Regions from separate parts of the Homo sapiens genome. Here all the other regions are linked to region 2. Evidence: chromatin contacts called from ENCODE Hi-C or POLR2A ChIA-PET data. All regions are on one chromosome and are shown on one strand. The core of a region is the stretch at or near the end of the contact, and the rest is flanking DNA. Distances in the headings are between cores, read along the strand shown.

Region 1 (3,985 bases), core at 1,446-3,945, 300 kb before region 2:
ATGTATACTGCACTATTCAACCATATTGATTTTCTGAAACATAACCTTTTCCTAATAGATGACTTTATTTCCGATTTCACAAAGGTTATATCAAGCATGGGTGCTCTTAACTTCCTGCCCTTCCCCTACTTCTAGATACTTCTATAAACATCTCTGCATGCTGTGACCTTGCCTGCTTTCCCTGTTCCAGAAGGAGAGTTTCACACTCCTACTTCCTAGCTAAGGCTAATCCAGCCACCTGTGCTCCGGCTTTCATTCCCTCCCACCTTCTCCAAGACCTACAGCTATCAGCTGCCTCTTTTCTTTCCTGTGTCTTTAGCTTCTTCCTCTCTTTCAGCTCCTTCCCTCTAGCCTATAAACAAGCTCCAGTCTTTTGCAGTTTGCAAAACAAACAGTGCTTTTCTCACCATCCTGAATTTCTCCTTCTATTCATTCTTAAACCTCTTGAAAGACTGAGGTCTGTTCACTTTCTCCACTTTCTTCCCACTCCTACAGGCTCCTGCCACCCCTCAACTGAAAGTGCTCTATGAATGTTACCCATGGCTGCTTAGGTGCCACATCCAGTAGGCAGTTTTCATTATTTATTTATCCAATCTGTCTGCAGTTTTGACAAGTTGGTTTTTAAAATCTTTCTTTCCCTGGATTCCAGGGAACCACTTCTCTTAATTCTATAATTGTTCCTTGTCCCTTTTCCTCTGTCTACCCTCAACTATTGTGCATCCTATTTTGCCCTTTGGAGTCCCTTCTCAGCCTGCACAGAGTTGACAATTCCAGGCCAATGGCATCACCATAGGCTAATGACTCCAAAATGTCTCCCTCAGCCTCAGCATTCTCCCGTTTTCTAAACTCAGTTGCAAACTGAACATGGCCACCTGGATGTGCAGTATAATTCCCTTTCCCCTGAGCTACCCCCCAACCCCTGTTTCCCATAGCTTGGTACCTGGCTATCAAGTGCCCATGTAGAAACATGGAAAAGATTCTATTGTCTTCGTTTTCTAAATACCTAATCCAATTAGGATTGTGTGTTGTGTGCATTTCAATAAAGTATGTCTTTAAGACTATTTCCCTTATTTGTGTATCCTGCATGGCTCTTTAGCTATTTAGCTAATAGTTGTTTAACTATTCACTTCCTCAAATAAGATGGCACCACATTAAGAATCTTATAAAATATTCTTTATTTACTATAAAACTGTCTGTAGTAACTTCCAAATCTTTTTTAAGAACATCTGGAAATTTAGGCCAGAAATTTGATTTATTAATAATTAAAATATAGCAATGAAATAGCATTTCACATCTATTAGGAAGGCTACTAAAAAACAAAGAAAATAACAAGTGTTGACAAGGATGTGGAGACATAGGAACTCTTGTGCACTGCCATTGGAAATGTAAAATGGTGCTGCCATTGTGGAATGCAAAATGGCGATTCATCAAAAAATTTAACATGGAATTCTCATACTATTCAGCGATTCCACTTGTATGTCTATACACAAAAAAATTAAAAGTAAAGACTGAACAGATATTTGTACACCAATGTTTATAAGAGTATCATTCACAATAGCCAAAAATGGAAATGACCCAAAGAACAATCAATGGATAAATGAATCAGCAAAATGTGGTATATACATACATACAATGCAATATTTTTGGCTTTCAAAAAATTAAAATTCTGATACCTACTACAACATGGATGAACCTTGAGGACATTATGCTAAGTGAAATAAGCCAGACACAAAGGACAAATGTGATTCCTCTTATCTGAGGTACCTGGAATAGTCAAATTCATAGAAACAGAAAGTAGAATAGTGGCTTCCAGGAGGTGTGGGGAAGGGATAACAAGGAGCTATTTTTTACTGAATACAAAGTTTCTATTTGGGATGATAACAAAGGTTTTGGAGATGAATACTGGTGATATTTGCACAACGACATGAATGTATGTAACGCTGTTGAATTGTACACATAAAAATGGTTAAAATGGTAAATTTTATGTACCTTTTCCTACAATTAAAAACATTAAAAAAAAATCGAATTTTTCAAAACTTTCATTTCTTTAGTGTTCTGGAAGAATTTACTCTGTCCTAAATGATACAAGGGAATGGGAACTAACTGAAGCACGTGATCTCTTGGCAAAATCAGAGATGTCAACGGGCAATTTGAAGCCTCTGGGTGAAAAGAAATAGAGAGCATCTGTAGATGTGAGGGTGATCTGCTGCAAAACCTGTCCCTCTAGTGATTGCAGAAATTCCTTCCTTCCTTGTCTGTTTGCATCTCCCCAGATGTATGGCAGTGGAGTGTGAGTTTCTCAGCTTGAACTGGACTCTTCATACTTCTGTTAATGGAAACATAAATACAGTGCACCCAATAACAAAATAGAACTATTCCTAGAAAAAAAAAATGTTTAAAATACATACATTCATAGAGTAATTATAAAGCAATCCAAACGCTGAATAACAGACAAAAGCAACTCAAGATCAGAACAAAGCTTTTGGGACCTCTAACAGGGAAATATGTGTATGATTGTTAAGCTCCAAAGTAAATAAAGCATGAAAACCCAAAACTGCTTATCTGTGTGGTTTTCATAGTGTCAATATATATGCAGAGTTGGTCTGACTGCACTGAAAGCCATTAAAGGTCATGGAAGTAAAAACAAAAGTCAGACTGTCTGTGTGAAACTTTGGCAAGCAAATGCCAACTTTCTTCAACATTTTCTCAGTTCTGAAGAAGTGAGCGAGAGGTGGCAGTAATGGTCTTTCTCTCTCTCTCTCTGTCTCCCCCTCCCTCCCTCTCTCTCTCAATTGTAAATTAAACCATTATTTTCTTTGTGCCCCCACAAATAGAATTCAATATTACAGTGAAATTTGCCAATGAAAGAGATGACCTGTTCCTTTTAATATCTGTTTATTTTCATGCATATTGCACCAAAGTTAAAATGAGAACTTTGTCCTTTTAAATTGACCTGCTTTGGGGAAAAAATAGGCACTCTCTTAGAAATGGCCTCCTCCTCGTCAAATTAAAATTGCTTCAGATCAGCGAAGACCACAAGAATACTCACTGTAGCCACATAGAATCAGGATGCCAGAAATAGCAAATCACACATTTTTCTTTAGTTGTGCAAGACAGCTTTTTAGTACAGATCAGGAAGCTGCTGAAATGTTAGGTTGATATGGGTGACAAATTATATTGGTTGAAAAAGTAGCTACACTCAGTGGGATGAATTTGCCTAGGTATTTACATTTACTCAGCAACTGGGTACTGAGGATAGCGTTTTGTTTTGTTTTGCAGAGGGGTGGAAAAGTATGGAAATGAAGCAGTATGTTAATTCTACAAGCATTTAAGGAATGATTACTGTATGTGGGACACTATGCTAGGTACAGTTGTGAGTTACTTAAAGCTCACAAGTGTTGAGTAATTTCCCCCAAGGTCTCATTGCTAATAAATAACAGAACATAGGCGTTTGTAATTCTAAAGTCCATGTTTTTAACCTCTATTCTATGTTAGTGCTCAATTACATTTGTTAAAAGGGCAAGGTTCTGCATTATATGTTCCTCTATCTGGACTCCCCCCATAACACCTGGATCAGTCTTCCCCAATACAGTTTCCCTTTCCTCAGTCCTCTTCTACGAACCAAGACATTCAACAGGTCTTACTCATTGACCCTAAGTTCCATATACCTGTGTTGCTGCTACTACAACTACTATTGCTACAGTTAATAGCACTAGTTCTATTACAATGTTACTGTTACTAACAATGAGAATTGATAAAATTCATTGAGTACTTACTGTATGGATGGAACTCTGAAAAGAATTTTGCACTTGATCTTAGCCAAAAGCCCAAGAAGTGATTGCTAAGGATTTTGTAAGCCTTATTTCATGTAACACTTTCAGTAGTAGTTGGAGATGCATGCGCTGGAAATAGACTTTTCTGGGGTTAGGTGCTAGCCTCTTTATTCATTAGCTGTGTGGCCATGGGCAAGTTGTTTAACTTTCTG
Region 2 (3,751 bases), core at 1,048-3,547:
CAAGCTGGTCAAGAATATGAGTGGAATCCTACATCATTGCGGAAGACTTACAGAAAAAACAAGGCACAGGTGTGCAAGGCTGACCTTTATGGAGCACTTTTTGACTTTGATCCTTAGGGATTTCATCGCTTCTGCTCTGTAGCCATTTTGAGTTATAGGTTTCAGAATGAAATAAAATGTTGCTGCTTTGGCTAAATATGCATTTATTTTAATTACTCTACCAAAGACTTAAATTCCACATGGTATACACTGTCTATAATAATGCCCAAATGTCACCAGCTTAGCCCAGTGGAACTTAAGTCTCATTCATGCAGCATTTCTGTGCAAGTGTTTGGTGGGTGGCTCTCCCTGGGGTGATTTATGAACTCTATCTGGTGGCTGCACTGTCTTTTGGAGCTGTGGAGGCCTATGCTGAATTCTCTGCTTCCAGCCAGCCAGAGAGTGGAAAGGGAGCATTATGAAATATTTTTCGGGTGCTGGGCTAGAAGTAGCATCCATCTCTTCTACTCATATTCCATCAATTAGAACACAGTCATGTGGCTACACTTTATTGCCAGGGAGGCTGGAGAATTTGTCTGGCCATGTACCTGAGTGGAAAGGAAAATAGATTTGTTAAACCTGTCTACCTCTCTCCACAGGGCCTTTTCCTCTATGTCCTGCTAGTTTAAGGGACTAATTAAGCCCTGTTACCTTCCTTGTCAGAGAATTATCTTTCTTTGTTTAACATATTTGCTTTAAACTGTTTCTGCCTGTCTTAACTTTTACTTGAATGCCTTCTCTCCTCAAGGAAGAGAAAAACATGACTTAGGGCTGATTTCCCAGGATTGTCTCATGATTATCTTGTAGCCAAGAGGACCCAACATCTGGCAATCAAGTAGCCAAAACTACTTTTCTCTGGCTTTACCTTTGGAGTTACTTTAAAAAAAGTGTTTTTATAAGTTCTACTTCAACAACGTTTTGGGGAAAATGCTTACAGTTTAACAGTTTAGCTTTTGTTAGAAACAGTTGTTTTCCAACCTTAGGAGGCATGTAAATCACCTGGTGAGCTGGCCCCATCCCCAGACCTTCTGATTCTCTAGGTCCGAATGAGAATTTGCATTTCTAATAAATTCCCAAGTGATCCTCATATTGCTGGTTCAGGGATTACACTTTGAAAATCGTTGCTCCAAAATAAACTCTAAAATAAATTTTTTTATTTTATTTTTAAAGAGTACATCCTATTTTCCTAAACCTGAAATTTAATTCATATGGGAAGATAACACAGTAGACAATACATTTTAAGATCAGGAAAAAACTTAGAGATAGAAAATTGTAATCTTTGCTTTGAGCCAGCCAATTTTCAGCCAGCAATATGAAACTAGGCAAGCCATTTTACCTTTCAGATTTTCCATTTCTTTATAAACTAATGATAATAACATCTACTTTGCCTGGGACATGAGATTTTTGTGCCAGGCTAATCAGGAACAGAACAGCCAGGAGATCTGCTTGTTTCTATGGAAAACGAGATTTATACCCCATCAGAGAACTCCCTGAGGGCTGCCCACCTACAAGGAAAACTATTATGTAGCCTCACAAATGAGGCTGCTTTAGTTTTCTGGAAGGTAGTGTATTCTCTGCCCTTGAACCAAATTTCAAAACACCACCAGCAATCATGCTGAAAGGTCAAATGTTGAATCCTTATGATTCTCAACAAAGCTCTATGATAGAATCACCTGCTTTGAGAAAAAAAATGTCCATGCTCTGGCTTCATACATTCTGAGGTGGGGTCTGGGCATTCACAAATGAGTCTTATGTGGGAGCTGGGTTGAGAACCAACCTGTCAGTGACAGACTGTGGCCCCTTGCAGCATCCTGCCCTGGTGAGTGAAGTGAGTTGTATTGTGACTTCTAGCTTATAGATGATGGACAAATTCTGTGCACCACAAAGTTTGATTGCATTGGGGATATTAAATTCCCATGCAGTGAGCAGTCTATCACAGGACAAATGAGAGTGTCAGAGCAGGCTTTTTAGGGCCTGTGTTATTATGTTGAATGATAAACTGCTTGCAAGTGATTAAACTGCCTCCATAGACCTAGGCCCTCACTTTTTTCTTTTCAGATGATGCCATCTATCTTTGTATTTCTTGTTTCCTACCAACACACGTGTCGAATTGCCGCAAAGCATCTCAGTGCTTGAGAAGTCTGTTGAAAGAGATGTTTCATGCTTAATTTTCTTAGTCATGCAGAACTGGATCAAATCTGTGTCATAAGAAATTGGGCAACTATAAATAATCGTGGGTTTACATATTTTATTTTCAGGTTTTATTTTAACTTTTATCACTAGGAAAAGTCAAGCAGAACCATAATTTTGAGAAGGAAGTGAAACAGGATGGGCATGAGATGCAGATGGTGCTATGATCTGTAGAGCTTTCTCTGTATATTTCACTTGTGTTTCAGTTGTTTCAGTGGAACAATGAGCAAAAACTGAAGGTCATTTGTTCCATAAAGGATTTCTTGAAAAGCTATTATTATTAACATAGTTGACATTAAAGTAATTTGACCTGAGTAATAGTTGTCTCAGAACAACTTTCATTTGGTTCATATATCAGCACTAAATTACTTTTGATGATTCTAGAAAGAGATAGTTAGAAAACATAAATTGTAGAGATTCTGATGAACTGAATTCCACAGTTGAATGAACATCTTGGGACCAAGGTCTGTTAGTTTTTCCAAATGTACTGATAAGGAAAGACAATAATTTTGTGATGGAGCTGTTATTTTTAAAATTTTGACTGGAGATGACAAGAAATTCTCATCAGATGCTATGAACACTGCTCTTGGATACTTCCCTTCTTCTAGATACTTATTTTCTGATTATCTCTTTGCTTTGCTTTTTTTTTTTTTTTAGAAAATGGGTTATTTATCTTTTTATTATTGGGGTTGTAAGAATTTGTTTTTTTTCTGAGACAGGGGCTTGCTCTGCTGCCCAGGTTCAGTGCGGTAGCATGATCATAGCTCACTGCAGCCTCGAACTCCTGGGTTCAAGCAATCCTCCCACCTCAGCCTCACCAAGAAGCTGGTGCCCAAGCATGCACCACCACACCTGGCTAATTTTTGTATTTTTTTCTAGAGACAGGGTCTTGCTATGTTGTCCAGGTTGGTGTTGAACTCCTGGGCTCAAGAAATCCTCCCACCTTTGGCTTCCAAACTGCTGGGATTACAGGTGAGAGCCACTGCACCCAGCCTTTGCTCTGCTTTTTTGGTGACATAGGTTTGGTTTAGATGATTGCTTCTAGGAAAACTGTGTTAGCAACTCTGCAGTGTGTAGAGGTTCCTAAAGATGGAGAGGAGGCACAGGATTCTAGTTCTTGTCTTTCCAGCTAGCAGCGAACTGGGGTTTAGAACCAAATAAAATCAGAATTCCCACGGTGTGAGGAGAGGTACTCAGGATAAAACTGGCTTCAGACTCTGGGCAAGGCAGGGACTGGTCTATGTCAGCTGGAGGCATCTTTCCCAGACACTGGAGAGTGCATGTGTGGAGTTTCCACACTAGGCACAGTGTCTAGCTACCAGGAACAGAGGCTGGCACTGTTCTGCACCTATACCAGAAACTCAACAGAGGAGGCTTACTTTTATTCATATTGTTTTACTAACCATCCCCCACCCCATAGGAGGAAGGGGAAAAAATAACTTGTGAATAAAGTGGAAGAAAATTAAGATATAAAAAAGATTTGCTTGCCTTTTTTGTTTTTAAGGGTTTGTGAAGAGGCAAA
Region 3 (3,976 bases), core at 1,104-3,603, 260 kb before region 2:
TTACTTGCCTTCCTTAACCATACACCATAGAAACATTATAGAATTTCTTTTATTTTTTTTTCCATCAACTTTTATTTTATGTCCCAGGGTACATATGCAGGATATGCAGGTTTGTTACATAGGTAAATGTGTGTCATGTTTGTTGGCTGCACAGATCAACCCATCCCCTAGGTATTAAGTCTGTCACCCATTAGCTATTCTTCCCTGATGCTCTCCCCCAACCTTTACCCCAACACAGGCCCCTGCGTGTATTGTTCCCCCGCACCATATATCCATGTGTTCCCATCCTTCAGCTCCCACTTATAAGTGAGAACATGCGATGTTTGGTTTTCTGTTCCTGCATTAGTTTGCTGAGAATAACAGCTTCCAGCTCCATCCATGTCCCTGCAAACAACATGATCTTGTTGCTTTTTATGGCTGCATAGTATTATGGACTTTTTTATGATGTAGCTTAGTCTTAATAACATTACTGGTTATTTGTGCATAAGATCTTTCTGATTTAAATCTTTCCCCTAAATATTAAAACAGAAATGGGAAAATTTAATCTTTCTGAAAAGATCTCCTCTTTTTGTCATGTGGTTTTTAATGGCTTTTTATTAATACAGTCTCGAGCAGGGGTCTCCAACCCCCAGGCCACAGATGGGTACCAGTCAGTGCCTGTTAGGAACCATGCAGCACAGTGGGAGGTGAGTGGTGGGAGAGACAGCATTATTGCCTGAGCTCTGCCTCCTGTCAGATCAGGGGCGACATTAGATTTTCATAGCAGCAGGAACTCTATTGTGAACTGCGCATGCGAGAGATCTAGTTTGTGCTCTCCTTATGAGAATCTAATGCCTGATCATCTGAGGTGGAACGGTTTCATCCTGAAACCATTCCCCCAACCCACTCTGTGGAAAAATTGTCTTCTACAAAACCAGTCCCTGGTGCCAAAAAGGTTGGGCATTGCCATTATATATAATAGCTGAAGCGTATATACCAGGACATTTTTTTAAGTTCAAAATATAATTAGAGGCATCTCATTAAGATTTGTTTGTTTGTTTGTGACGGAGTCTCCCTCTGTCGCCAGGCTGGAATGCAGTGGTGCGATCTCAGCTCACTGCAACCTCCGCTTCTCGGGTTCAAGTGATTCTCCTGCTTCAGCCTCCCGAGTGGCTGGGACTACAGGCATGTGCCACCATGCCCAGCTAATTTTTTGTAGTTTTAGTACAGATGGGGTTTCACCACGTTGGCCAGGATGGCCTCGATCTCCTGACCTCGTGATCCTCCTGCCTCGGCCTCCCAAAGTGCTGGGATTACAGGCGTGAGCCACCACTCCTGGCCTAAGGTTTTTTTTTTTGGATTTTTTTTTTTTTAGATGGCCTCACTCTGTTCCCCTAGGCTGGAGTGCCATGGAAAGATCCTAATCTTTTCAAGGCTCACTGCAGCCTTGACCTCTTGGGGTCAAGTGATCCTCCCTGAGTAGCTAGGACCACAGGTGCATCACCTGTCTCAGCCTCCTGAGTAGCTCCTCAGCCTCCTGAGTAGCTAGGACCACAGGTGCATCACCACACCCAGCTAATGTTTTTTATTATTTTGGTACAGACAGGCTCTCCCTATGTTGCCCAGGCCGGCCTCAAACTCCTGGACTCTAGTGATCCTCCTGCCAAGTGCTTTGGGAGCACTTGGCCTCCAAAGTGCTGGTATTATATGTATGAATCACTGTGCCCAGCCCTCATTAAGATTTAAGAGAAGACTTTTACTCCCTGCATGCAATGGCTTATACTCACAAATCTCAGCAAATATCAGTTCTTCAAATGACATGACACTGACAAGAAATGGAAAGAACCGTTAAGAATAATAAAAAAGAGAAAGCTAACTTACAGTGACATAGAAAGAAATGAGACATTTCCAGAGAAGTAGTCAGTTCTTGTGATTATTAATTTTCTTCCTTCTAAACTGACTAATAAATAGCATTTTCAGTTACTTGCACCTTTGAAGCTTTCTGTAGCAGCATTGTTTCCATCACTGTGACATAAGTCTCCTGAGTACAACTCTTAAAATTAACCCTTTTGAGGTTGCCAGTGGTTTCAGTTTCTTTATATTCTTCTGCCTGTCACGCAGAAAAGTAAATCATTTTCTCTAAATTTGTCATCTTTTCTACTCTGTTATAGACCCGTCTTCATATTTTAATTTCCCTTAACTTTTGCAGTCTGAACAAATGAAGAAATCACATTTGTATCTTATTTTAAGTCCTCATCAAAAATTCAATTCCTTTTGGAGTTTTTCAAAAGCTTTCAATAGTGGAGGAGTTATAAGGAGAAGCGAGGTCAGATGGTTGACAGGAAGTGGGTAAAGTGTTTCATTGAGGAAGAGTGTGGGGTTAAAGAACACACAATAAAAGGAGACAAAGGAAGAAGTAGGGCCCCGTGGAAACAAGAGTCATAAAGACATAGAAGTGGAGTGCCAAATGTCTATATTTCTTCACAAAGATGACAAGATTTGAAAATACACGTCAGTGACAGTGGCTGGCAATCAACTACCACGATAGACCATAATGAAAGCCGGGTGGACAAGTATTCATTTCTTTGAAATGAATACTTTGAAATGAATAACTTTGAAAGGCTCAGATAAGGTCTCTGGTGTAAAGGAAAATACTCTACAAAAATTGATGCTTAAATGTACATGGGAGGAGCTTCTGACAATGTTCTATTTCTTGACTTTGTTAATGATCAATTATGCATTTTGGGATGATTCATTGAGTAATACACTAATTTGGGGCACTTTTCTGTGTGAGTGTTATATTTCAATTAAAAATGAAAGAGTAGCAAATAATAAATATTTGGCTTCCAACTTATTCAATTTTGTACTGTGTTCTTTGAGACCATTAGATTACCTAAACCAGTCATTATTTGTGTCTTTCTGAAGAGATCTGGTGATTTTCTTCTAATTCAAATCAACTCAACAAACATTTATCGAGTGGCCAAATGTGCAAGATACAAAAGGTGAAAAACTGCTCAAGAAGCTTACAGTCTAATGGGGAAATATAATGCAACGGGGTTAGAACAACAGCCTGGGCATGTAAATGGTGTCATAGTAAAAATGGGAATTCAGGAGTAGCATGGAAGAAGTAAGAGAAGGTTTTGTTCAGGAGGTGACTTTTGAGCCAATTAGCCAGTTCATACTGAAGTAGAAATTTCCTAATGTAGGAAAAGGCATTTCATACATAGGCGAAAGCATCACCCCACTATTTGTAAGTTACACGTAGATCAGTATTGCCAAGTTGTACACTTCTAGGTGGTATGAGTGGAGAGTTCAGAAGCAGACCTTATTTAAAACATTAGAAAGCCAAGTGCAGTGGCTCACACCTGTAATCCCAGCACTTTGGGAGGATCACTTGAGCCCAGGAGTTTGAAACTAGCCTGGGCAACAAAGTGAGACCCTGCCTCTACAAAAAAATTAAAAAACTAGCCAGGCGTAGTGGTTCACACCTGTTGTCCTGCTACTTGGGAGGCTAGGGCAGGAGGATTGCTTGAACCCAGAAGGTCGAGACTGCAGTGAGCCATGATCACATCACTGCCCTCCAGCCTCAGTGACAGAGCGAGACCCTGTCTCAAAAAAATATATAACAAATAAAATAAATAAGTATATAAAGAAATCATTAGAAGATCAGGCTGGGTGCGGTGGCTCACGCCTGTAATCCCAACACTTTGGGAGGCCAAGGTGGGTGAATCTCTTGAGGCAAGGAGTTCGAAACCAGCCTGGCCAATATGGTGATGCCCTGTCTCTACTAAAACTACAAAAAATTAGCCAGGCCTTGTGGTATGTGCCTGTAATCCTGCCACTCAGGAGACTGAGGTGCAAGAATCACTTAAGCCTTGTAGGTGGAGGTTGCAGTGAGCCGAGATCCCACCACTGCTCTCCAGCCTGGGTGACAGGGCACGACTCTGTCTCAAAATAAATAAATAAATACACACATACATACATACATATCTACACA

The links. Hi-C counts contacts between places; a loop is a spot of excess contacts on that map. ChIA-PET counts read pairs that join two places held with the same protein, here RNA polymerase II (POLR2A). Pooled maps may share reads with other maps.
Region 1: a loop to region 2 is called in a map of endothelial cell of umbilical vein, with 20 times the contacts of the local background. The contact joins two enhancer-like sites. A Hi-C loop is called at or near these places in 2 of 168 maps with a recorded cell type or tissue (GM12878 and endothelial cell of umbilical vein), 30 of 37 single-sample maps with no recorded cell type and 12 of 50 pooled maps. POLR2A ChIA-PET finds 5 or more read pairs at or near these places in 1 of 52 experiments (OCI-LY7).
Region 3: a loop to region 2 is called in a map with no recorded cell type, with 10 times the contacts of the local background. The contact joins two enhancer-like sites. A Hi-C loop is called at or near these places in 11 of 37 single-sample maps with no recorded cell type and 5 of 50 pooled maps.

Annotation. Positions count from the first base shown.
Region 1 is chr1:101,134,281-101,138,265 of GRCh38, forward strand. No RefSeq gene overlaps it. Among named protein-coding and RNA genes, the nearest start is that of S1PR1-DT, 100 kb to the right of the region's middle. Within about 2 kb of position 2,696, at least 3 of the 41 ENCODE cell types and tissues checked have a DNase peak (open chromatin) inside an H3K27ac peak, as active enhancers do.
Region 2 is chr1:101,434,039-101,437,789 of GRCh38, forward strand. No RefSeq gene overlaps it. Among named protein-coding and RNA genes, the nearest start is that of LINC01307, 110 kb to the left of the region's middle. RefSeq lists an enhancer at 2,348-2,517. Within about 2 kb of position 2,298, at least 3 of the 41 ENCODE cell types and tissues checked have a DNase peak (open chromatin) inside an H3K27ac peak, as active enhancers do.
Region 3 is chr1:101,176,943-101,180,918 of GRCh38, forward strand. No RefSeq gene overlaps it. Among named protein-coding and RNA genes, the nearest start is that of S1PR1-DT, 58 kb to the right of the region's middle. Within about 2 kb of position 2,354, at least 5 of the 41 ENCODE cell types and tissues checked have a DNase peak (open chromatin) inside an H3K27ac peak, as active enhancers do.